Linked DNA regions of Mus musculus: all the other regions are linked to region 3. A link is a loop called in an ENCODE intact Hi-C map of the cell type or tissue named here. Cell type or tissue: left cerebral cortex. All regions are shown on one strand.

Region 1 (5,000 bases), 1.0 Mb before region 3:
TCGGGGAAAAGACTTTTGATATCCTAGCAGTAAGTGTCATGTAGCACTTAGAGATGTTTAGCTGGTTATCTTCTAACAATCACATAGGCTTATACATACGTACATGCACACCTTGAACACATAGGTACAGACCCACATGAACGGTACTTCTGCCTTATACATAAAGACACAAATAAAAAATAAAAACAGTTCTGTCAAGTAGGAATTAAATATGCAGTCATGGATTATTTGGTAGAAATACTGAGAAATTATTCCATATACACTGTCAACATAATGGGAGCTTCAACTCATTTATGTTGTTTGTGTTTTCTGGTGTAATATGGTAGAATGTGAGTCGTTATCAATGTCACTGTCATTTCATACACTATATAAGAAAGTAGATTTTTCTTTTGTTTGCCTCGTGCTCATGATTAGTTCCCTTTAAGGCCCTGTGAATGTGAGGCCTGTCCTTCACTACTGCAATGAGCCACTGGACCACACGCCACCATGGGTTGTGCTTTTGCAAACTGCTCACTGCCTGAAACTGAGCTTCCTGACATGGTGGCCGTAGACATATAACTACTCAAATTTCATATCAGGAAGTACAATAAAATAAAATGGATATTCAATCTCATAGCTTCCATAGCCACATCTCTGGTGTCTGTCTCTATAGGTGACACTATTCTGAATGGTGCAAATTTGCATTTCTTTTGGCATAGCAAACTGTAGTAAAAGGTCCAGCCTGTGCACAATGCAGAGGTGTCATAGCCAGTGAGGTGGCCTCTTAGAGTGACAGCAGTGTGATACTGCATCTGAGGGTACTCCCGATTACCTCCCTGAGCTTCAGCTACTGCCTCAGAGATCCAGTTGTTCATGGTGCACTTTAGTGGTTCTCATCTTTTTTTTTTCTCCTATTTATTTTATTATTGGATATTTTCTTCATTTACATTTCAAATGCTATTCCAAAATTCCCCTATACCGTCCCCCTGCCTCTTCCCCAACCTACCCACTCCCACTTCCTGGCCCTGGCCTTCCCCTATACTGGGGGATATAATTGCAAGACTAAGGGCCTTTCCTCCCAATGATGGCTGACTAGGCCATCTTCTGCTACATATGCAGCTAGAGACACAAGCTCTGGGGTTACTGGTTAGTTCATATTGTTGTTCCACCTATAGGGTTGCAGACCCTTTCAGTTCCTTAGATACTTTCTCTGGCTCCTCCATTGGGGGCCCTGTGTTTCACCCAATGGATGGCTGTGAGCATCCACTTCTGTATTTGCCAGGCACTGGCATAACCTCACAAGAGACAGATATATCAGGGTCCTGTCAGCAAAATCTTTCTGGCATATGCAATAGTGTCTGGGTTTGGTGGCTGTTTATGGGATGGATCCCCGGGTGGGGCAGTCTCTGGATGGCCCTTCCTTCTATCTCAGCTCCAAACTTTTCTCTGTAATTCCCTCCATGGGTATTTTGTTCCCCATTCTAAGGGGGAATGAAGTATCCACACTTTGGTCTTCCTTCTTCTTGAATTTCATGTGTTTTGCAAATTGTATCTTGGGTATTCTAAGTTTCGGGGCTAATGTCCACTTATCAGTGAGTGCATATCATGTGTGTTCTTTTGTGATTGGGTTACCTCACTCAGGATGATATCCTCCAGATGCATCCATTTGCCTAAGACTTTCGTGAATTCATTGTTTTTAATAGCTGAGTAGTACTCCATTGTGTAAATGTACCACATTTTCTGTATCCATTTTTCTATTGAGGGACATCTGCGTTCTTTCCAGCTTCTGGCTATTATAAACCAATCAGCATCTTATGTCATTCATAAACTAAGCATAATGCTAGACAGCTGGAAACAGGAAGGATGGATTTTATACTCTTTCTGTATGTTTGTTTACAAGTCATATCATACAGGATTAAATTTTGATTATCTGCTTTTGGGCATTGGCAAAGAGGCTGCTGGTGCTAATCACTTGCATGGCTGTATAATTTTGTTGTTCTGTCTCAGTCTTTTAAAGATTCCTGCCACAAGTTCTATGAAGCAGAGATGGAAGAGCTGGACTTTAAGGGTGCTACAGAGCAGTCCCGACAGCACATCAACACCTGGGTAGCCAAAAAGACAGAAGGTGAACAAAGTTTCTCTGTTTTGTTTGTGTTCAGTGCTAGGATTTGACTGCATGCCCTGGGAATCCTGAGCAGGATCTCCTCTGCCACTGAGCTATATTTACCCCATCCATGTCAATCAGTTGGCTTATATTGAAAAAGTGGTACATTTATGTGGGCTTGTTTGTTTATTTGTTTGTTGTGTGTCTATGTTTGTCTGTGCACACCTGCAGTTAAAATCACTCACAGATTTGGTTTTTTCTTTCTGCCAGTGTTGTCCTGGGATTCTACTCAGTTCTTTAGGTTTGGTAGCAAGCACCTTCACCTGCCAGGTTATCTGTCTGTTTCTAATATTTTTATTTTTGTTTTTGGAGACAGGTCCTCACTCTATAGCTCTTACTGTGTTATAACTCACTATTTAGACCAAGGTGGACTAGAAATCAGAGATCCACCTTCCCCTGCCATTCAAGTGCTAGGATTAAAGATATGTGCCATCATTCCTGGCTTTGTAGTCTATTGCTAATAATCATATTATTAGTACCTTTGCAAGAGCTTCAAACAATAATGACTTTTCTTCATTAAATCAGGAGTTCTTTTGACATGCCTGGTGTTGAACCTAAGGACTTGAATATGCTAGGCAAAGCAAAGTATTCTAAAGTTGGTCTGCATTGCTAGCTCTAAATCAGGAATCAGAAAGCTTTTGAAAAAATTTTTGAGACAGGGTTTCTCTGTGTAGTGCTGGGATGTTCTGGAATTCAGTCTGTAGATCAGGCTGCCCTTTGATCTGACATCTTAGATGTTGGTGTCAGGGTTGTTGCTTTTAGGGATATGTGGTCCTTTTATATCAAGAGAAATCTCCTATGTAAGGTTCTGACCAGAGCAGCAGGTGGCGCCATTTGCCTGTCAGCCCTTTGCACATATCAGCCACTTTTGTTAGGTAATTGGGTTAGCTTTGTTACTGTTCTATTGCTATGAAGAGACACCCTGACCAAGGCAACTCTTATGAAAGAATGCGTCAAACTGGGGGCTTGCCTACAGTTTTAGGAGGGTTATTTCATGATCATCATGGTAGGAAGCAGATAGACATGGTGGTGGAGCAGTGGCTGGAAGTTTTACATCCTGATCTACACAGGCAGCAGGCAGTTAGAGAGACTGGGCCTGCTGTCGGTTTTTGAAATCTTAAAGACTACCTCCACAACACACCTCCTCCACCAAGGCTGTTCCTACTAATTCTTCCCAAATAGTTCAATTGAGGACTGAACATGCAAATATATGATCCAATGGGGGTCCATTCTCATCCAAACCACAAGTCTTTAATTAATTTTAAAAATCTTCCCTCTTTCAGATAAAATCAAAGAGTTGCTATCTCCAGGTACAATACATTCAAACACTCCACTGATCCTCGTGAATGCTGTCTACTTCAAAGGAAAGTGGGAGAAGCAGTTTAACAAAGAGGACACCAGGGAGATGCCATTCAAAGTCAGCAAGGTAACCACAGTGCAGTAACTAAGGAGACTCCTGGGCAAGGTCCTCTGTTCACACTGGTTTCTAAAACATAAGGAGGTTCCTCATGTAGCCTGTGCTTCTAGTGTCTCTGGGCAGCCCTTCAGGCAGGACCCTCTCTCAGCTGTGAGGAGGTTCTCTTCCCTTCTCCTTTTGCATGTTGCCAATGATGGCTGCAGGGTATATGGTTTCAGTCCTGGCCCTGCTTCTGTCAAGGGCTATCCTGTCACTGGCAGATGTTGAGGCCAAACCTGATGGCAGAGCTCTGCAGTGGTGTTTCATAGAAGTTTGAACATAAGAAAATCTAAACTCCAGATGTGGTTTATGAGTCTCCTTCTGGCCCAGAATGCAGCCCATTCCTTGTGCACAGTCCGGTCGTTTCAGTGTGTCTTCTCAGAAGTGCTGTCTTGTGTTTCCTGCCTCCTTCAAGAGGACCACACCTCGTGTTGGTTCCTACAAAGAGGGAAAATAACCTTTCTTATCCTGTTGGAAAAACAGCTGAGGGCAGAGAGCTGTCTAATGAGTGCCTGACTTATGGTTGGTGCTCAATAAACACTGAAGCACTGAGTGAAATTTACTTCTGGTTTGATGGGATAAACACAATCTGGGACATGTTACTGGAATATGTTTTTGTAACCATATTACTTTTCCCCCTCATCTCTGTCTCTTCCTCCCTCCTCCCCCCATCACCTGGTGCCTATGCTCCTAGGATGACAAGAGAAATTAATTACATCACATTCTGGATCATTAACCAGACCTCAGATCTTTAGGCTAACTTTAATTGAACCTACAGTTTATTAGGAAATGAATTTCATTTCATGCTTTATTTTAAATAAATTCTTCAGTTTTTCCTGATCAAGTATTTCTTTTCTTTCTTTCTTTTTTTTTTCCATTTTTTATTAGGTATTTAGCTCATTTACATTTCCAATGCTATACCAAAAGTCCCCCATAGCCACCCACCCCCACTCCCCTACCCACCCACTCCCCTTTTTTGGCCCTGGCGTTCCCCTGTACTGGGGCATATAAAGTTTGCGTGTCCAATGGGCCTCTCTTTCCAGTGATGGCCGCCTAGGCCATCTTTTGATACATATGCAGCTAGAGTCAAGAGCTCCGGGGTACTGGTTAGTTCATAATGTTGTTCCACCTATAGGGTTGCAGATCCCTTTAGCTTCTTGGGTACTTTCTCTAGCTCCTTCATTGGGGGCCATGTGATCCATCCAATAGCCGACTGTGAGCATCCACTTCTATGTTTGCTAGGCCCAGGCATACTCTGACAAGAGACAGCTATATCAGGGTCCTTTCAGCATAATCTTGCTAGTGTATGCAATGGTGTCAGCATTTGGAAGCTGATTATGGGATGGATCCCCGGATATGGCAGTCTCTACATGGTCCATCTTTTTATCTCAGCTCCAAACT
Region 2 (5,000 bases), 1.0 Mb before region 3:
CCAGTGTCACAGTCTCTAGCCTGGTGGGCCAGGTCATCCATCTGGGTCACATCTGCTTCCTTTCTCCTTACTCAACTAGGCACAGGGCATCCTCCTTTGTGTTTTATTCATTGTATTTATTTACTTAGATAGCTTTGTTTGGCCTGGAGCTTTCTATTTAGACCAGGTGGTTCTTGAACTTGCAGAGATCTTCCTGCCTCCTCTTTCCCAATGCTGGGATTAAGGGAGTGCACCGAGTACTGCCTGTCCTCTTCTGTAAGCACCTGTCTGGTTCCCGTTAGCGATTTTTATCTGAAAACTTGGCAGCATTGTTTTCCCTGCCTGGTTCCCACTCCTGCCAGGCTTCCACACTGCTGTGAAGCAAGCTTTCCTATCTTAATTCTGAGGATGTTGCTACATGCTCCAAAGTGTGTAAACCCACTGGCATGATGTCATGAATATAAAACAGTCTAGTATCTAAGCTAAATTGCTTCCTACTTAATGATATCTTATGAGCTATAGGGTTCCTGTGGTATAGGCACACTTCCATGTTTCCCAGCCTGCACAGTTGGAACATTCTCTCCTGTGTGTCATTTACTCAGCTCATCCCGAGTCTTCAGTTCTGTCCTAGTGCTAAGGACTCTGACATCACTTTTAGTCCATATTCCCAAAGGTAAACCTGCCGTTCCTGCTTCTACTTGTTCTTGCCCCTGTATTCAGCACAGGTACTGCACATACCACAACATATGTCATCTGCTAGCCCATCTGTGCTGAGGGCAGAAACTGTATCTTCTCTATTCTGCTTCCAAGTGGCTCCTGGATGGTTCTGTAAGTAGAGTAAGTCTGTAGAACAAATGAAACAATTACATCACATCTGGCAAGCCATTGGCACCATTTTTCCAATACTACCCAGCTATATAATAAAATTTCTTAAAGCTGATGCTCACACATAAACTTTCTGAAAAGACAGGATTGTGATTTTTCTAGAGGATTTTGCCTACCTATGAAGTTATGGTAGTTAGCTCATAGGCTGAGAAGAACCTCTGTCCTTGTGAAGGTCTTAGTTGTTTTGAGACAAGCTGACGGCCCTTTAAAACAGGAAGGGAAACAGTGTTTTGGAGGCAAAGTTTGAGAAACGCTGTAGTGATAACTAGACAATAGAATCCTGTTATACCCAATTGCTTTCTCTGTGGGCTCAGCAAACAGATGCCTTCCTCATAAGAGCCTGGAGTGCTGTGCTTTAAGTGTCTCCAGCACAACTCATGATGAAGCCAATCCCTCATGTGAAGTATTAGGAGGTGGGTGGGGGGTTTGTGGAATGATGAGGTCATAAGAGCTTTGCTATAACTCACCTAATGCATTTATCAACTTGACAAATGCAGAATGAGAAGGCTGGTGAAACCACACTCTAGTCCTCTGTAGGAAACCACCCAGAGCCTCCAGCTCCTGTTGAGCTTGCTGTTAGAAAAGGCATTCTTAGAAAAGGCATTCAGGACCAGAAAAATCCGCAGCTGGATTGGCAACCGGGTGGCCAGGAGACAAAGGGTGGGCTGCTGCATTGTTAGGCTCAGGTAACCTAGCCCTGCCCTCTGCATTTCCTAACACAATAGGCCAGCGCCCAGAGCTCCAGTCTCCACCTGCCTCTCCACCCAGCCAGTAGCCCTGGGCACAGCCAGTACCTTTCAGATCTCTGCTCATCTTGCTATCTCCAGGTGAACCTAGTGTCGGGGTAGGCTAGGCTGATGCAGGCTTTGGCACAGGGCGCTGGGGACGAGGGTGGCAGGAGCGGGTGTGGCGTTGGCCTAGAGACCTGCGATCAGGGGTAGGGGTTTCATCTTGAATTATGCAGTTGCTGCAGTGGTTCTTTGACACTGTCTGGAGAGTAAGTCTCCTTGTGTTCTGGGCCAGCTGGTGGCCACGCCTTCGGCTCTGATGCAAGGGGCGTTGGTCAGTTCAGCACCCACTGAGGAGTTGATTTGTTCACGATGGGGTCGGTGTCCCAGATCCGGATCCACATGTGACTGCTTGCCCAGACTTGGAGATCCAGGACTCATGACACGAGAGACAGTCTTTGGAATCTCAGAGGGCGGGGACCAGGGGTGGGGAGGTGGGAGGAGGTGGGGATGAAGAGGCCTGGGAGTGAGTGTCAAGGGTTTTGGACCTGCTTTTATAGACGTTATGGTCTTTGTGAAGTTAGGCTCAAACGACAAGTCTTTGGAGGCCCTCAGTGTAAGAAGAAGGATACTGGTAAGGAGCTGACCTGATCACTTTGATATGCTTTCTACTAAACTCTTGTCAGGCGAAGTGTTAAGGATCCAGTGTCTGCCTAGACACGCAGAAAGTTTTAATCTGATTTCTGTTCCAGATTAGATTGAGTTATCTTTTCTCTCCCTTTCTCTTTGTTTTGTTGGCAGACTCACAGCCTTGCTGTGCTGAGCTTGCTCTGCCCCTTAGTAACAGACCTGAAATGTCCCTTTCTCTTAAAATTGTTTTGAGAATTAAAAGTACAGAAAAATAGCATTCTTGTGGTTTCAATATTACTGGAAATTTTAGGTAGCCCTATTTGGAGGACCACTTGTCTCTAGGAAAATTGAGTTTCTCTAATAGTTCTTAGATTCCTTATTTATTTACTTATTTATTTATTTAGAATAGACACAGAAGGAAACTAGAACACGGTTTTATTAGAGTTTGAAAGAAATGCCAGAGAACAGCTTCTGAGGGTTTTGAGACGGAGTAGAGGAGGAGACAAGGCCTTGCTAATTGAGTGAGGGTGAAGGTTCAGCAAGCAGCCAAATGGCAAAAAGGGACAGCGAATACAGAGCTAGGAAGACATCTTTAAGCTGTGGCCAGGAATCAGAAAGTAAGAGACAAAAGGGAGAAAAAAGAGAAAAACCAAGGCTTTTCCAGGTCTTGACTCAGAAAGATGGCCAGAGCAAACAGAGCCTCACAGCAGCTTGGGAGGGACATAACAGATTCGGGCTTTTGGGAAGGGAAAGTGCATTATCTTCTCAAGGGATAATTATTACCCTCATATATTTATCTTGGCACCAGCTGGATCTCCTTCCGAGGTGTGGTCTCTTAGGCAGTTGATTAGTACTGATTGTTTTTGAGTAGCCTGGAATGTTAGACATACCCAGCCCATAGCTAGAGTTCATTCTCTTGATCTGAAACAGCTTTTCTTTAATGGGCCTCATCAGAGAGCTGTGTAGAAGGCTAAGGCTACTGTAACATTCTTCTCTCTGAAGAGGTATCATTAAACCAGTTACAAGGGGTAAAGTTGGAAATAGATGTAACCCCCCCTTTTGGTTTTGGTTTTGTTGCCTCCCCAGGGTTTCTCTGTATAACAGCCCTGGCTGTCCTGGAACTCACATTGTAGACCAGGCTGGGCTTGAAATCAGAGATCCACCTGCTTCTACCTCCTGAGTGCTGGGATTATAAGCAATATAACTCATTTTAACCATGAAAATCTAGGGATCTAGTTCTATAGCTATTCACTAGAAGGATTTACTCTCTGGACTGGAGTTTGGTTCTGCCCTCACAGGTATCAAGGGCAATTAGACTCTTGAGCTCCCTTCTGGAGTCCTGGTCAGGTGATCAGGGGCATTACAGGAACTGATACTTTTGGGGTCTCTGATCCCCAAGTGCCTAGTCAGTTTTTATGTTCTTTTCTTATCATAGGAACACATGAGGAGAATTGTGAGGGAATGCTGGGTGAAGTTTAGTAGTTTGTGTGTGTGTGTGTGTGTGTGTGTGTGTGTGTGTGTGCATGTGGAAGGGAATTGCTTCGTGACTTGACTATTCCTAAGGATGTTTGCTCCTCTTGGGTGTGGCTTAGGACTAGGTGTGGTATGTGATGGCTGACTAACCTTTGAGTTAAGATCATGTGATCATGAATTTTAGTGCTGGGATTTGAGGTTCCAGGGATTGCGGATGTTATCAGTTTAGACTGGGAGTGTCTTGCTTTTCTGGTCTATCCTGAGGAGTTGCAGTCACTATGGCTTGTATCATCAAATAGAGAAAGGAATGTTTGGTTCACATTTGGGTCCATAAACTAAGGCCACCTGGCTTCCTATATCTGCATGTCTGTTTACATGGATTGCACATGTATAATCAGCAGACAGAAATAGTACACTGAAAAAATTGGGAGAGAAGCCAGGTGTGATGGTATACACCTGTAATCCTAGTAATCAGGAGACTGAGGCAGAGGGATGATAGTTTGAGGACAGCCTGGGTTGTATAGCAAGACCCTAACTCAGATGGACAGAATTCCCCCCCCCCCCCACCGGCCCAACACACACACCTTTTTCTTCTCCAAACAGTGTGGTGTACAGGCTCCATTTATCTGGAAGTTATATTGTTTTGAGTATTATAGGTTATCTGCAGATGATTTCAAGAAGTGAGTTGAGCACTGGAGTATTATGGCATTTCAGACACCAACTGAATATTTAGATATACAGGAATGACTGTATTTAAAATCAAACCAGGTCAATTCCAGTCTAAATCATTTTGACAGGTTTCTTTGTGTAGCCCTAGCTGTCCCAGAACTTGTTCTGTAGACTAGGCTGGCGTCAGATTTAGAGATCTGCCTGACTCTGCCTCCCTCCTATAAGGATCAAAGGAATGCTCCTCCATGAGTGGCCCAAAGCATCTCTCAAAGTTAACTATAGCTAACTAACTCAGACCCATAAGAATACAAGGAATTAGGACAGAGTCAGATTCCCTACCCTTTACCCCAGATCTGGCAGAAACGGCAGACAGATGTTGTAGGATCTCATGGGAGACCCACACTTCTGTTTCTAAGCTTTCTGGACCTGGGTTAGGTCAGGGAGTCAGACTCTGTATACCTGCTAGCTGTGTACTGAGCCATTGTTCTGACAAGAGGAGAAAAGATGGGTGAAGAGACTGATTCTCCACAGCTTAGCAAATACTGTCTGTCAGCCCTTAACACCCACTAAGAAGCCTTTTCCCAAAGTGCCACACAAATGTCGTTCTCCTTGTGCTTGGACATTGAGAAGGTTGGT
Region 3 (5,000 bases):
CATGGTAATCCGTGCTCCTAAAATAGAAATGGAAATGTTCAGTAATCCCACAGATAATACACTCATACAGACTGTGGCAGAATGCACAGGTCCTGCCCAGCCCAAGCCATACAGGCTCCCAGCACTGAGAAAGGGAAGTAGACAAGGTCTCCTCCCATCCTTCACCAAGGAGCTGTCTCCAACTGACAACTGCTTGCAAAGGAGAAATCAGTTTGCTCCCATGGAATCTTACTCGGTGCATTAGCCACACTTAATGCCACTTAAGGGTAGGTTCTGTGCCCAGCAGTAGATGGCCAACACAAAACGAACTTGGTGGTATTTTTGTAAACGTTTGTCTCATGTGGCTTTATTAGTTTTGGTTTTCTTATCTTATTGGCCTTTTACTTATGGTTTCCAATTTTGTGATTATCTCTGACTATGTTTCTTGTGGGTTTTTTTTTTTCTTTTTAAATTTCTAGTTTATTGGATGCTTTGTTTTCTATAGAGAGAGAATGGTATGATGGTAAGTGGGTGAGGGAGGATCTAAGGGGATTTGAGGGAGGGGAAACCCAAATTAGAATATATTGTACTGAAATATTATTTTCAGCATAAGCCATGGAAAGCAAGCCAGTAAGCGACACTCCTGCATGGCCTCTGATTCAGTTCCTGCCTTGAGCTCCTGCCCCTACTTCCCCAAGTGGTTACCTGTGGCCTGAGTAGGAACTGAAATCAACCTGCTCTTTCCTCTCCAAGTTGCTTTCGTCATGGCATGTGGTTTTATCACAGCAGTAGAAACCCTGACTAAGACAGAGGGAGTGGATGGGCTGCCGCTCTCATCTCTTCTGCTTCATGAGGGCGAGCCTCATCTCCCAGAAACCTCAGCAAGCAGGCACCATCTTGGAAGCAGAGAGAAGCCTTCACTAAACACAGAACTTCCCACCTTGAACTCAAGCTTTCAGTCTCAAAAAGTGAAACAATCTTGTAAATAAACTTCTCAGTTTCACTATTGAGTTATAACACCACAAAGTAAGATATCAGCATCATGTTTTCACTGTGACTACACAACCACCCCAGCCGTGACAGTGGCTTCTACTGAGAGTGGTAACAGAGATTGGCAGCATTTGAGATTTCTATTGTTGGGGCTTTAAGGATGATACTGGTGATAGATCATAATGGGGAGCTGATACGCTCTTCTGAGAGAGATCTTACCTGGCTTAGATCTGCATGTTGGCGGAAACATGGGTGGTAAAGCCAATTCTGAGTGTATCTAAGATTGAAATGAGGAACAAGGTGTGAGAAACCCAAAGAAAGACTGGTGTCCCACAAAGTGACAGTGACTTGGCAGAGTTATGCCTATACCCTGATGCTTTCTGGGTGAAGGACTGTAAAAGCAAGGAACTAGAATATTTGGGGAAAATGAAAAAATTTTTAAAAAATCTCTGTGGAAATTGTTGACAGTGCACTATTGCTTGACATACAAAAAAAAAAGCAAAAGTTAAAGACAATTTATAATCAAGAGAGAAGCCAGGTGTGGAGGCACATACTAGACTTTCATCCCAGTGACATGGGAGTCTGACACAGGAAGATGGCCATTTACAAGTCATTTTGAACAATTTAGTGCTTTCCAACAGATAAAAACAGTGATGGGATGTGTGGGCATAATCCTCCATGAGAGAGGGGGGGGAAGGGGGGAGAGAGGGAGGGAGGGAGGGAGGGAGGGAGGGAGGGAGGGAGGGAGGGAGGGAGGGAGGGAGGGAGGATAAAACTTAAAAATTTTGGAAATCCCCAAAGAAAGAAACCCATGCTCAGGAAAGAATATGTAGGCGGTGACAAAAGTAAGCTTTGATAAAGAGATTAATGTGACAAGAAGCCAGAGGCTATTCATTACTGCAAGCCAGAGTGAGTCAAAGTCATCAAGGGATTATCCCAATTGTCATGCCTGTCACACACCAGAAGGCCTCAGACACAAGAGTTTCAAGGGAGGGATCCAGGAAAGGACCCAGTGCACTATGGGACTGGGGACACCACAACTGCTCCCACGTTGTAATATGGCACTCTTTGGTTCTGCTGTCCCTCTAGAAGGCCTTGATGTTGTATCAAGATGTCTCAGGCCAGCTGGTTCTGAGGTGGTACAGTGTGGCACATTCTCCTGGATTTAAAGGGATGCATTTATGAGGTAGGTTATGAGGCTTAATAACTATGAATTCTCCATTTTCAAGATTCGGCATCTGAAATAACCTTTGTTTGGACAGGTTCCCAGGAAGTGGAAGGTATCAAGGAATCACAGTAAAAAAGGAGAAAAGTGAGAAAGGGAACAGGTGTGTCTCTTCTGATATCTTCCTGTCTTGTAAAAACAGAGACTAGAGGAAGACTGCTGAATCCCTTCAGGACACTGTTTCTCAGTGCTAAAGGCGGGGCCTCCTCCAAGATTTCAAATCCAAGATGCTGACAACTAAGGAACAGTAGCAACCTGAGAAAGCCACAGGCACCAGACTCCTCCTGGCCCTTAAGAGCTGCGGCGTGCGCGCCACCTAGTGGTCATGAGGATGATATTCTCGTGCTCCACCCTGAGAATCTTGAGTTCTTAATCACTTCTCCAAGCGCCAACCTCCCAAGCACCACACACGATGTTTCTATCTTCTGATACCTCACAGCGGGCATTATATTCAACACTTGAGTGCTCAGGGGACAAGCTCAAACCATATCCTAACTATAGCAGACATGAGTTCTGGGAGAGCAGGGATGGTGGCTGGGATACTGAGGTTTGGATGTGTTGTTCCTAAACTGCATATGAGAGTTAATTCTCTAAAAGTATTAAAACAGTCCTTATGTGTGGGGTTGGGACCTTATAAAAGATGCATTTAACTCTTTTATGAGTCTACTTTCCATCTTTGAAGGCACAGCAACAAGGTATCTTTGTTTGTTTGTTTTTGTTTTAACATTCGTGTGTGCACAGGCATGGCTGTGCATGCCGGGGCCGGGGCACCTGCACAGATGTCAGAGGACAGTTTTCTGGAGTCAGTTCATTTAGTCTACTGTGTGGGTCCCAAGCTTCAAACCCTGGTGTTCAGGCTTAGTGACCAGTACCTTGACCCACAGGACCATCTCACTGTCTTCACAGGACACCATTTTGAGAGCAGACAGCAAACCTGCTGGCAACTTGAACTTCTCAGCTTTCAGACCTACAAGGCAATTTCAGCTTTCACACCTAAGGCAATTTTTCATTGTTATAATCCTCCCATTCTTGGTTACTTTGATATTGAGCACAATTAGTGTAAATAGACAAACACAACAGAATTCAGTTGCAGAATGAAATGATACATTAAAACTTGGGCCCAGGTGACATACCCAATGGATCAGCAAGCTCTACAAGTTAACGGCTAGCTTACCAGCAAGTCACCAGAGTGACCTCTAGTGGATGCTCCAGCCCACTGTGGCTAAGGGTCCAGGATTCAGAGGTGTGGCCACTGATGGCTCTATAAAACTGCAATCATGAAGGTGCACTGAACATCGCTGCCATCTGGACACTCAATGGCAATCTTCTGACCTAGATTGGAAATGATGTATACAATAGGCTCTGCATCTTTAGGGTCTGCTGGCCACCTCTGCCACCACATCCAGCCACATTTTTACTTACTATGGTGTCATTGCTGATACCCTGGACACCTGGTCAGTGTGGCAGCTGAATGAATGGACTGTCTAAGGATCCCTGTGGGGGAACAAGGACCATGGAAACAGCTGCTGCTCAATGGGGGCATAATCAAGTCATCTATGGGAAGGTTGGGACTTCATGACCAGACTTATAAGAACTATTCTGTGTTTGTTTAGATCTCCGAGAGGACTTCTTTCACTAGGAATAAGAGTTATCCTTCCATACCCAAGCAACATGACAATAAATGCGCTCCCAGGAGACAGGTTAAGTCTGCACATCCTGCCACTCTCAGATCAATGGACTTAGTGAAGGGTGGGTCATGGCTCCAGTGGGAACGGAAGATGGGACATCAAATGACCTGCTAGTGGGATGACACCATCTGACTAGGGCACATGCACATCAAACCCTGCACCTCCAGCAAAAGGAAGTGCCCTGCAGCAGTGCTGAGGAACACTGAGCTTGGCTGTAGAGCTGGACAGGACAGCTTCCTGACTACTATATAATTTCATATATATACATATATATACATGTATGTATATATATGAAATTGGAAGAAAAAATACATATAAAATAGCTTTGATCTTAGGTAAGCACCAACAGAAAGTGTCAGAAAAAAATCATTTCAGAGTATTGTTGTTCCTTGCTTTGGGCTTGAGCTGGGGATGGAACCCAAGGCCTCACGGGTGTGGCAGGCATCTACATTCCCAAGGTGGTGCACCTCTTGTCCCAAGTCTTTAACTGCAGTGTTTGGATGCGTATTTTCATCCTTTTGACATCCTGTCATTGAGGGGGTTCCCCAGTCTTGTTGAAATAGCAGTGAAGTTGCCAAATCTATCAAATCATGACAACTAACTACGTCAACTGGAAACTGTATTTCCTTTCTGTTTTCATTTCCTTTGCTTCTTTTTTGTTTGCTTGTTTGTTTTAAGACTATGGTCCTTTTCCTGTGTGGTGAGTGGTGAGTGTGCACACCTAGTTTATGTGCACATATGTAGGCAGGTGCACAGATACATGTGCATAAAGAACCCAGGGGTCAACATTGTGAGTCTCCCGCTATCATTCTCCACCTTATTTTTTGAGACAGGTTCTCTCAGAGACCCAGGAGCCCCCTGAGTGAGCAAGACTAGCTGGTCATCGAGATCCTCTTAGGGAATGCTTGTCCCCACCCCCATCCCCACTCCAGCACTAAGATTACAGAGGCTCAGAGATCCAAACTCAGGTCCCCGTGGTTGGATGGTAAATGAGGCACCAACTGACCCATCTCTCCATCCTCCTTTCTCTTATCCTCAGAAATAATTTCCCACATTAACAAATAATAGTACTCTTACTTTGTCATTCAGAAGAAAGACAAGAAGCACTGGAAGACTGT
Region 4 (5,000 bases), 1.1 Mb before region 3:
GCTATCCACTATTGGACTTTCAGTTCTCACCGTCCCTTAAGGAGAAGTCCTCGAAGTCCCTCAGGAAGTAACCAACCTTGCAGTCCCTCAAGAAGTCCTTCAAGTCCCTCAAGAAGAAGTCCTCACAGTCCCTCAAGGAGAAGTGCTTGGAGTCCCTCAAGGAGGAACCTTCACAGTTCCTCAGGGACCCTTCTCTCACTTGTGGCCTTAGGCAGCCATGGCACCCAGCCAGTATGGCATGATCCTGAAGCCTCACTTCTACAAGGATTGGTAGACAAGTGGACACTTGGTTCAACCAGCTGGCACGTAAGATCTACAGACACAAGGCTCATCAAGCGAAAGCACATCACATGGTCTCTTGTCCCGTGTCTGGGTCCATCTGGCCCATACTGAGGTTCCGTACAGTTAGATTCACAAGAAAATGGGTCACACTATCGGCATCTCTGTGGACCTGAGAAAGTGAAACAAGTCCACTGAATCACTACAAGCCAAAGTGCAGTGCCTAAAGGAGTTCCACTCCAAGCTCATACTTTTCCCTAGGAAGCCTTCTGCTCCAAAGAAGGGAGATAGTTCTGCTGAAGAACTTAAATTGGCCCACCAAGCTAACAGGACCTGTGATGCCACTCAGAATGTGTACAAAAAGGAAAAAGCCATAGTCATCACAAAAGAAGAGAAGAACTTCAAGGCTTTTGCCAGTCTTCACATGGCCCATGCCTGGCTCTTTGGCATCCAAGCAAAAAGGGTGAAGGAGGCTACAGAGCAAGACATTGAAAAGAAACAGTAATGTACAGTTGGAGTGTTGCAATAAATTTTCCATAAAGAAAAAAAAAGGAAGGAAGGAAAGGGTCATTTTGGCTTAGAATTTGAGATCTAATCCACTGTGGCAGGGAAGGCATAGTGGCAGTGATATGGGTGGCCAGTCTCTTTGCATCTGTAGTGCTAGTACTAGAGATGAATGCTAATACTCAGCTTCCTCCCTTTTCTCTGCTTATTCAGTCCAAGAACATAAATGGGGTGGTGCTGCCTACATTCAAGGTGAATCTTTTACCCTTCAGTTAAACCTCTGGAAACACCTTCACAGGTAGGGCTAGAGGTATCAAGTTGAAACTATTTGTCACCACAAATGTACATCTAGTTAGTTGATACCCATACATGTCACTTTCATCCACAATTTTCCACCTTTAAAGGCTTCTCTACAGAGAGGATGTTTAACAAACCAAAGTTAGGTTTGTTTAGGCCCAGGTTGATGGTTGTGCAGGCTTCCTAGAGATCCCTATTCCATGTAGCACATGGGTATATGCTTAGGATTTCTTCTTCCTTTCTCTCCAGAATTCTCCCCAAATGAAGGATGCTAAATTTATACTTGCTTTTAGAGTAAACATTAAGGTAGATGGGTAGCTGGCATTAGCAATATTCCTAGACAACTCTGTACTTTTTAGTAGCTAACTCTCTGTGTTGAACATTATTGCTCAAAATACCAAGGGGCATGTGGTGACTGGCTTTTCTTTTCCAAAGTCTGTGGCCTCTGGGCCCACCATGCCACTATTGCTTTCCTTTATTAGATGCAGCTTCAGAAGCCAGAGTCATCTCTTACACACCACAGACGTGTGGCATTTCTGGACTGGCCTGAGTCCCATGCTGAGCCTGAAGCTCCCTCTGGAAATAACAAAGGTAGGTGAGAAGGGGTTAGAAATTACCCCCTATGAGTTAATAACACTAAATGTTCTTGAGAGAAAATTAAATACCAGTTTATTAAAAAGGAACCCCTCCTCAGTGTGAGGACAAAATGTACAGAATATCATTTTTCCTGTAATTTGATATCTACAGGGTTTCTGATTTCTTATTGTGTCAAGTTCAAATTGTGGTGGAAAAGTAGAAGAGGAAGTTTTTTGTGGTGAAAGCTTGATGTTCCTAATTTCTTCAAAATTAGTTCTTAGAACTCCTAACCAATTTCACCTTCTGAGTAGAACATTCCACCTGGAATTATTGCCTTTTTCCCATCTGTGTTTCCCATCCTTTATTGTACTTTGTGAGATACTGGACTTGGAATTTCTCATCATTGTTTAGGTGGTCATTTGTCATACCATAGGAAACGTCGTTCAAAAGATTTGCCTTTGACTCCATCCAAAATGATGCAGTTAGTAGGTCTCAAGACACCCCCTAGACGATACTATCATGTAGCTATTAAAATTTTTCTGGTGTGAGGCATAGATTTTTATTACTTTGAGGGCAATATATCTTATTTCCAGTTTTGGCTTCATTTCTCTGATAATAGATAGTTCTTAATAAGTATTGTTGATCAGCAGGGCTCTAGATGTGGTTTATTTCTCAGAGCTAGAGGAACGATTGAATTCCAGGACATGTAGCTGCAAAAGGGAAACACATGGCTTAAATGTGCACAAGCCCCAGAAAGTAAGTTATTCTACAGGGAGCTGGGCTTGGTAGCCCTGCTGTGTCCACTCTGCCCTATAATTGATGAATCCAAGTTCATCAACTTCAGACTGCCACCAGAGGGCAGCAGATGCACAGCCCCAAGTATTTAGGAACAAGTAGTCACACCTATTTTACTCTGGGAAGCTCTTTTGTAGACTCAGGCACATCAGGGACCAAGTGATCTTATAAGATCAATCAAACAAGTCAGGTATTTGGAATTCAGTTCTTGTTATTTCCAGATGTTTTGGAGTCTTATTCAGAAAGTAATCACTAATGTCTAGAATGTTTAAGAGTTTTTTAAAAAAGTGTGTGTGTGCGCTTCGAGAAGGCCAGAGGTGTTGGATCTCCCAGAGCAGAAGTTACCGGTGGTTATGAGCTGCCCTATGTGGGTGCTAGGAAGACAACTCAGGTCTCCCTTAAGAGCAATACTAACTCCTAACTGCTGAGCCCCTTCTAGCTCGAATGCTTAGATCTTGAAGTATTTTTCTTTAGTAGTTTCAAAGTATTAGTTATTTCACATTAAGATCTTTAATACAATTTAAGCTACATAGTGACAGACAGAGATCTAGTTTCATTCTTCTACGTGTGGATATTGGAGACTGACTGTTCCTCTCTTCTTCGTTTTTCAGGATCAGGTGACTGTACTTGCTTGGGCTTATTTCTCGATCCCCTGTTCTATTCCTTTAGTCTATTGCCCAAGGAGCTCCCTAGTCTTTTAAGGGATCTCAACTCAGGCCTAACTAGGATCTGTGGCTTTGACACGGAAATAATTTCAAGACTAGCCAGTGTGAAACACATAGCTATGGCATGTGTGTAGAGATCAAAGAACAACTTTCAGGAGCTGGGTTCTTGTTTTCCATCTTGTTGAAGTAGGGTCTTTCTTACTCAGCTGCTGCCAGGGTAGCTGGCCTGCAAACTCCCATTTCCCCTTAGAAGTGCTGGGATTATAGATGCATACCATCACATGTAGCTTTTTACATGGGTCCTGGGGATCAAACTTTATCCTCAGAACACCCAACAGTTTGGTGTGTGCTTTACTTAAGAGTCATACTTCCACTTTCCTGCCTCCACCTTGGACCATGCAACTGCTGTGATGTTAATGCCTAAGAACCAGATTGCCATCTATGAACTCCTTCTTAAGGACGGAGTAATGGTCACCAAACATTGGCTGCTTAAACATTCTGCACTGGCAAGTAAGATGTACCCAACCTTACTATAATGAAGACCATATAGTCTTTCAAACCTCGAAGCTATGTAAAGGAGCAGTTTGCATGTAGACCAACTTCCCTCCCTTCCTTCCTTCTTTCTTTCCTTTTCTTTCCTTCCCTTCCCTTCCCTCCCCTCCCCTCCCCTCCCCTCCCCTCCCCTCCCTCCCTTCCCTCCCTTCCCTCCCTTCCCTCCCTTCCTCATTTCCTCCATTCTTTCCATTTTTTTTCAGTTCAGAATTTAGAAGTGTATATCAATCATAGTAACTTAAATACAGAAGGGGTTAGTATACCACAAGCATTTTCTATACTTTTCTTCTATGGTAATTATGAAACAAACCCAGTCAAAACACAAGACTACAAGATTTCCCTCCCAAGAACTACTAGCCAAAAGGACCAGTTCTCACAGAGTCATGAACCACCTTGTTCGTGATGGAGTAATAGTAAAAGTATTTCTAAGTGCTCATTAGAGGCCCCTGTAATACATCATCTAAAGCTAGCTTCTTGTGATGTCCCTTTCTAGACCATGACAAGATTTAAGGTAGCTGGTGTCAGACTAAGGAGAGGCAGCAGCAGACTGGGGAGGCTCCCATATGCCTTCTGATGGTCACTACACATGCATTTGTGTTATGTTGTTGAGAAAGAATTTCAGGGTAAATGGCTATTATGGTAAGAAGTTAGCATCCTAACCCAATAACTGCTGTAATTGGGGTTCCTGGAGACATTTCTGTTGGTACCTTACAAATGAAGGTATCCAGTATCTCTGAGATTACTTCCAGCTACCTCTGGAGATAGTGCCTGCCATAGCCTGCACCCCAGCCATCCTCAGACTGGCAGGCTTTGGCCTAAAGTTCTAGAGGGTGAACCACCTGCAAGATTGACAAGAGAGGAGGCGGACAGAGACACCTACAGAAGGACTGCTATGCCCCTGGTGCTAACAAAAAAGCTAACTGAATTCCAGTTTAGAGGGTGACTTTGGTTGTGGACATGGTCAGCTATCTCAGTGAAGTGGGAGATTATTTTGTGTTGAATAACTTAAAAGAAAAAAAATCACACTTCATTTTCTTTTCAATAGTCACATACTGAATTTTGATGGGTGTGCTAGTTTTGTTGTGAAATGTCCCCACAGGCTCAAATATCTGAATACTTGTTCCCCAGTTAGTGGTACTGTTTGGGGTGTAGGTGCAGGGGGAAGTACATCACTAGGGGTGGGCTACGAGGGTGTATAGTCTTGCCCCCACTTTTTGCTTGCTTTCTTCTGCATCCTGCATGTGTATGTGATCTGCCATCTCCTTCAGCCATGCTATGCCTTCCTTACCGTTATGGACTCATTTTCTCTCTTTGGAACCATAGCTAACATAA
Region 5 (5,000 bases), 900 kb before region 3:
AAAGAGATGGAAAGTGAGAAATTACATTCTTTAATCTCTGAATCTGTTTTTGTGAGTGTGTTGTTATCACCTCCATTTCATCTTAAAGCGTTTTCCCCACTATGATGTCCTGCATAATTACTGTGCCAGCCAAAAGAAATTTGTCCTCTCTTTAGTTGTGTTTTATAACTATTTAACCAAAGTAACAAAGCAAATATAATACACACACACACACACACACACACACACACACACACACACACACATCTCAAGCTAGTCTTCCTTCACAATTTCTGATTAAGCAAAAATGCCACCTCATTTCACACTGAAATTTCTTGGGCTGGGTATAAAATAAGCTTTCTAATAGTCTTTAGAGGTAGAGTTAAAACCTAATATATACTCTATTTATAACAAATGTGTGTTCTTTAATAGAATTTAAAAACAAACTTTTCCATTGATCAGGATCGGGAAATGAGAAAATAGTCTACTTTGGCTGTATTTATGTGGAGTTTCTTCCTTAGTGGTAGTTGAATACTTATTAGTACTGAATGAGTGTCAATGGTTCACTACATACTGAAAATTTCTTTTGTTTTTGTGAAAGGTCAAAGAAACGGGATAAGTCTCAATTCACCTTTGTAAAGCTTGTAGGCCATTGGATCATCTGCTCAGAGAAAGACAATTGTTGACCCTGGGAGGCATGCGTGAAAAAGGTTCCTACTTTCACCTTTAGTCCAAGACCCTTTGGAAAATTCAAAAAATTAAGAATATCATACTTTGACTCTAAGTTTCTTCCTCTATCCATTACTGTGTGACCTTTCATATGATTTTTATGCGTGGTGTTCTTTAAGAAAGGGAAGAGCTAAAAGAGATGCAGAAACCTATGTTTAAATACATCTTAGATACTATAACACTTTTAAAAATAATATAAATAATCTCAGAGTTTCTAACCTATCATTTAAAAAAGTCTTTAAATGAGACATTAAAAGCTGAGTAAATGAAAGAGACTTGATTGGAAATGCATTAAGTTTCAAATCAAATGAAATCATTAAACACAGATAAGAGAACAAGTTAGGTAGATTCAGATGGCTCAAATTTCTTTGAAAATCTCATGACACCTATTAACTTTTGGCATTTATTTAAGAGCATCCATACTTAAAGTGAGGCCCCCAAAGTCTAAAGTGTACTTTAAAGTGATCTGTAACTTCAAACCATGCAGTAGTGCTCAGAAGCATTTTAACCCTTAAGGGTCTATTGTGTTTACCTATGCTCTGCGGAATATATATGTGAAATCAAAACTTTTCACAGTGATCAGATTATGAAGAAAACTGTGAGGTACCTTGTTATATTAATTTAATGTTGACTTTAATTTTTTTGCATGTTCCTGATATGCATTTATAAAAATCATTTGTGCTGTATTTTACATTGATCTTCAGAAAGAGAAAAATTATCCTTTCCCTTGTATATTGACAACATATTCCAGAATCTATAAGCCTAAACCAGAATCTAAAGGCCTTAGAATACATAAAAATATAACATTGCTGATATTACAACACACTAAAAAGGAATATTACCTGCCAAGGGAAGAATACAGTTTCCTCTCCACTATCATGCACTTGTGTCTGTAGTTGCTCAAGAAATATCTCATGGAGACTGTAGGCCACAGCATATACAGCATTGTATATATTGTGTCCCTCTTCACTCATGGCTGGGTCAAAAATGTGTCTGGGCAGTAACATCAAGGAAACATTGACTTGGCAGTTCTCCAAAAGATGACAATCAAGCTCAGAAAATGAGCATTTGAAGAATAAAAACCAAAACTTAGGGAGGTAATTGTCTTCTGGGTATTTGTAGGGATTAACTGTTTGAATAAAATTTGTAAATTCAATCATCTCTTCATGGTAGTGTGAAAAAAATGAAACTACCATGAAATGACTCTACCATAAAATAATCACTATGGCTGACAACATCCCAATGACAATTCAAGACCCAGACTTTCCATGTCACTAACTGTTGCCCAATGTGTCTCATTAAACACTGTAAATAACCAATATCCCCATAAATAATTATCACATTTGCTGATGATTCCTGAATCTCCTCCATATTTTGCCATAATTTGTTGGAAAATGAATTCATGGTTCCAGGGATCAATTTTAAAAACGCTATGCAGATGTTATTACTTTCCATATCTTCTGTGAATTCTGACAAAATCTGAGTCCCTCTGTGGTCATCTGGGAGGATCAGACCAACCCATGACCAGCTGAAATGAAGCATTAAAGAGACTATAGCAAGTGAGAGAGATGTGTCCTTGGGGGCCATCTGATAGAGAGAATTAAACTGTCCTGGATCATTCAAGGTAGAATCATAAGGTCCAAAAGTGAGCTGCAAATAAAACAACAACAACAACAACAACAACAACAACAACAACAACAACAACAACCAAAATTGGAAACCAGAGAAAGAACACAATTAGTTAATATCTGTAAACAATTAGGATAGAGATGGGTTTCTCATATTTCATATGGAAAACATTACAGAGTTTTTCACAAATATTACTGACAGTTCTTCAGTTTAAATAACCTAACTGGTTTCATCCAGCTCTTTCCTTTCCATTTCATGTAATGGTAATGTGGATCTATCATCAAGAACCTTCATACATTCTCTGATAGCTGATTAATCTGAATTACTCTGTCTTACACTATCAGATACTATCATGGCAACAATACATACTTCTTTCCTAGTTCTCACACCTAGCCCTCACCTGAGGTATTTTGTAGAGTTTTAGCAGGGTTGCAATGTGAGCAGATGTTGCCCATAATGTTCCTGTAAGTGCAGCAGGTGACTTTCTCTTCTGTCCACAGTCATAGTTAGGTAGGGGTGTTTTCTTCCTTGTTAGCCAAACCAAGGCACCAAAAAGAATACTTTTTTTCAGTAAATACAACATTATAGAGAACAAACCCCAGAGTTGTGTTGGGTAGAAGATGAGGGTTTTTGTTGATCTCCTCAATGGCAAATACCAGGGCCAAAACAAACTGGTAGTTCTTAAACTTATACCTGCACAGATTTACAAAGAAGGAAGACACAGACCATATAACCTTTATGTTTAGTGGAAAATGTTTATAATTTAAATGCTAGTGTTTCTATAAAATCCATATTTTAACATCTTCTCATAAATGGCTGGAACTAGAATTGGCATTTTAATTGGATAAGATTAAGTTTCTACAATACCAACACTCATTAAGTTTAGTCTTTGGAACTGTAATTTATTATTATATTTATTTACTGATTTTTTAATATGTGGAAAAAGTTTATAAGTCAATGAATTTGGGATTAGTTTACAACAAAATATCAGAATTTTGCTGTCTGGATCTTCTGTCAGTCTCTGTGCTTATAAAAGATCACTGTATCTTGATCAAATCACCCAGTTTACTGGGACACTATATTATTTAAGGAATAGTACAAAGTTAGGTCAAAGAATATACTGCCACATTTGTCATTTCTGTGATTTTTGAAAAAAATATGGTAGCCTTTTATAAACAATGTAGACTAGACTATCCTTGAACTCATGAGGATCTTCTGCCTATGCCTCTCAATTTCCGTTATTAATTTATATGAAACTACACCCAAATCTATTTCTCCTTCATGGGTTTTTGAAATGTGTATTTCATTTACGTGGATGTGAGTCTCTGTGTTCATGAGGATCAATAACTTTGATGGTAAGTATGATAAGGAATTTATGTGTTGATCCAAACTTTCCATATTACTTCACATAGTATCTTTTAATCATTTAATTATTGCCTGCCTGCCTTATTCTACTGACTGAAATGGAGTCTGACTATGTAGCCCTGGCTGTACTGAGACACACTCTGTAAGGCAACCAGGCTTTGAAATCACTAAGCTTCTTTCTCCCCCTTCCTCCTTCCTTCCTTCCTTCCTTCCTTCCTTCCTTCCTTCCTTCCTTCCTTCCTTCCTTCCTTCCTTCCTCTTTCTCTCTTTCTTTCTTTTTCTTTTTTCCCGTCATTTTTATTAAATGTTTTCTTCATTTACATTTCAAATGCTTTCCCTAAAGTCCCTTATACCCCCCCTACTCCCCTACCCACCCACTCCCACTTCTTGGCCCTGGTGTTCCCCTATACTGGGGCATATAAAGTTTGCTAGACCAAGGGGCCTCTCTTCCCAATGATGGACGACTAGGCCATCTTCTGCTACATATGCAGCTAGAGACACGAGCTCTGGGGGTACTGATTAGTTCATATTCTTGTTCCACCTATAGGGTTGTGGACCCCTTCAGCTCTTGGGTACTTTCTCTAGCTCCTATATTGGGGGCCCTGTGTTCCATCCTATAGATGACTGTGAGCATCCACTTCTGTATTTGCCGGCACTGGCAAAGCCTCACAGGAGACAGCTATATCAGGGTCCCTTCAGCAAAATCTTGCTGGCATATGCAATAGTGTCTGCGTTTGGAAGCTGATTATGTGATGGATGCCCGGGTGGGGCAGTCTCTGGACGGTCCATCCTTACGTCTTAGCTCCAAACTTTGTCTCTGCAACTCCTTCCATGGATATTTTATGCCATATTCTATAAAATACATGGGAGGAATGAAATACCCACGCATTGGTCTTCCTTCTTGATTTTCTTGTGTTTTGGACGTTGTATCTTGGGTGTTCTATGTTTCTGGGCTAATATCCACTTATCAGTGAGTGCATATCTAATGACTTCTTTTGTGATTGGGTTACCTCACTAAGGATGATATCCTCCAGATACATCCATTTGTCCAAGAATTTCATAAATTCATTGTTTTTAATAGCTGAGTAGTACTGCATTGTGTAAATGTACCACCTTTTCTGTATCTGTTCTTCTGTTGAGGGACATTAGGGTTCTTTCCAGCTTCTGGATATTATAAATAAGGCTGCTATGAACATAGTGGAGCATGTGTCCTTATTACCAGTTGGAACATCTTCTGGGTATATGCCCAGGAGACGTATTGCTGGATCTAGTAGTAGTACTATGTCCAGTTTTCTGAG

Evidence for each region. A loop is a pair of places that touch in the nucleus more often than their neighbours do. Peaks named below come from ENCODE experiments on the same cell type or tissue, not always from the same donor. Only the 100,000 strongest peaks of a DNase experiment are listed, where the experiment ranks them.
Region 1: it touches region 3 in a loop (8-fold over the local background); 10 of 42 quality-filtered maps call a loop at or near these places.
Region 2: it touches region 3 in a loop (2.4-fold over the local background); 8 of 42 quality-filtered maps call a loop at or near these places.
Region 4: a loop joins it to region 3, with 3 times the contacts of the local background. A loop is called at or near these places in 4 of 42 quality-filtered maps.
Region 5: a loop joins it to region 3, with 5 times the contacts of the local background. A loop is called at or near these places in 5 of 42 quality-filtered maps.

What each region holds. Positions count from the first base shown.
Region 1 is chr13:33,892,373-33,897,372 of GRCm38, reverse strand. It overlaps Serpinb6c (serine (or cysteine) peptidase inhibitor, clade B, member 6c), which reads left to right. Exons shown (of 7, transcript NM_001382852.1): 3 at 1-29; 4 at 1,987-2,104; 5 at 3,427-3,569. Among named protein-coding and RNA genes, the nearest start is that of Serpinb6c, 10 kb to the left of the region's middle. In left cerebral cortex, a CTCF peak has its summit at 2,962 (motif pointing right); a DNase peak (open chromatin) is centred at 2,980.
Region 2 is chr13:33,902,334-33,907,333 of GRCm38, reverse strand. It overlaps Serpinb6c (serine (or cysteine) peptidase inhibitor, clade B, member 6c), which reads left to right and starts at 2,143. Exons shown (of 7, transcript NM_001382852.1): 1 at 2,143-2,226. In left cerebral cortex, no CTCF peak of the experiment used is centred here; no DNase peak of the experiment used is centred here.
Region 3 is chr13:32,864,180-32,869,179 of GRCm38, reverse strand. It overlaps Gm35899 (a long non-coding RNA gene), which reads right to left and starts at 4,127. Exons shown (of 4, transcript XR_873210.1): 1 at 3,369-4,127; 2 at 3,067-3,161; 3 at 1,189-1,246; 4 at 1-17. In left cerebral cortex, CTCF peaks have their summits at 2,514 (motif pointing left) and 3,394 (motif pointing left); DNase peaks (open chromatin) are centred at 2,506 and 3,411.
Region 4 is chr13:33,992,914-33,997,913 of GRCm38, reverse strand. It overlaps a transcript of Serpinb6a not described here. Among named protein-coding and RNA genes, the nearest start is that of Ripk1, 6.9 kb to the left of the region's middle. In left cerebral cortex, a CTCF peak has its summit at 2,514 (motif pointing right); a DNase peak (open chromatin) is centred at 2,512.
Region 5 is chr13:33,765,012-33,770,011 of GRCm38, reverse strand. It overlaps the pseudogene Vmn2r-ps94. Among named protein-coding and RNA genes, the nearest start is that of Serpinb6e, 76 kb to the left of the region's middle. In left cerebral cortex, no CTCF peak of the experiment used is centred here; no DNase peak of the experiment used is centred here.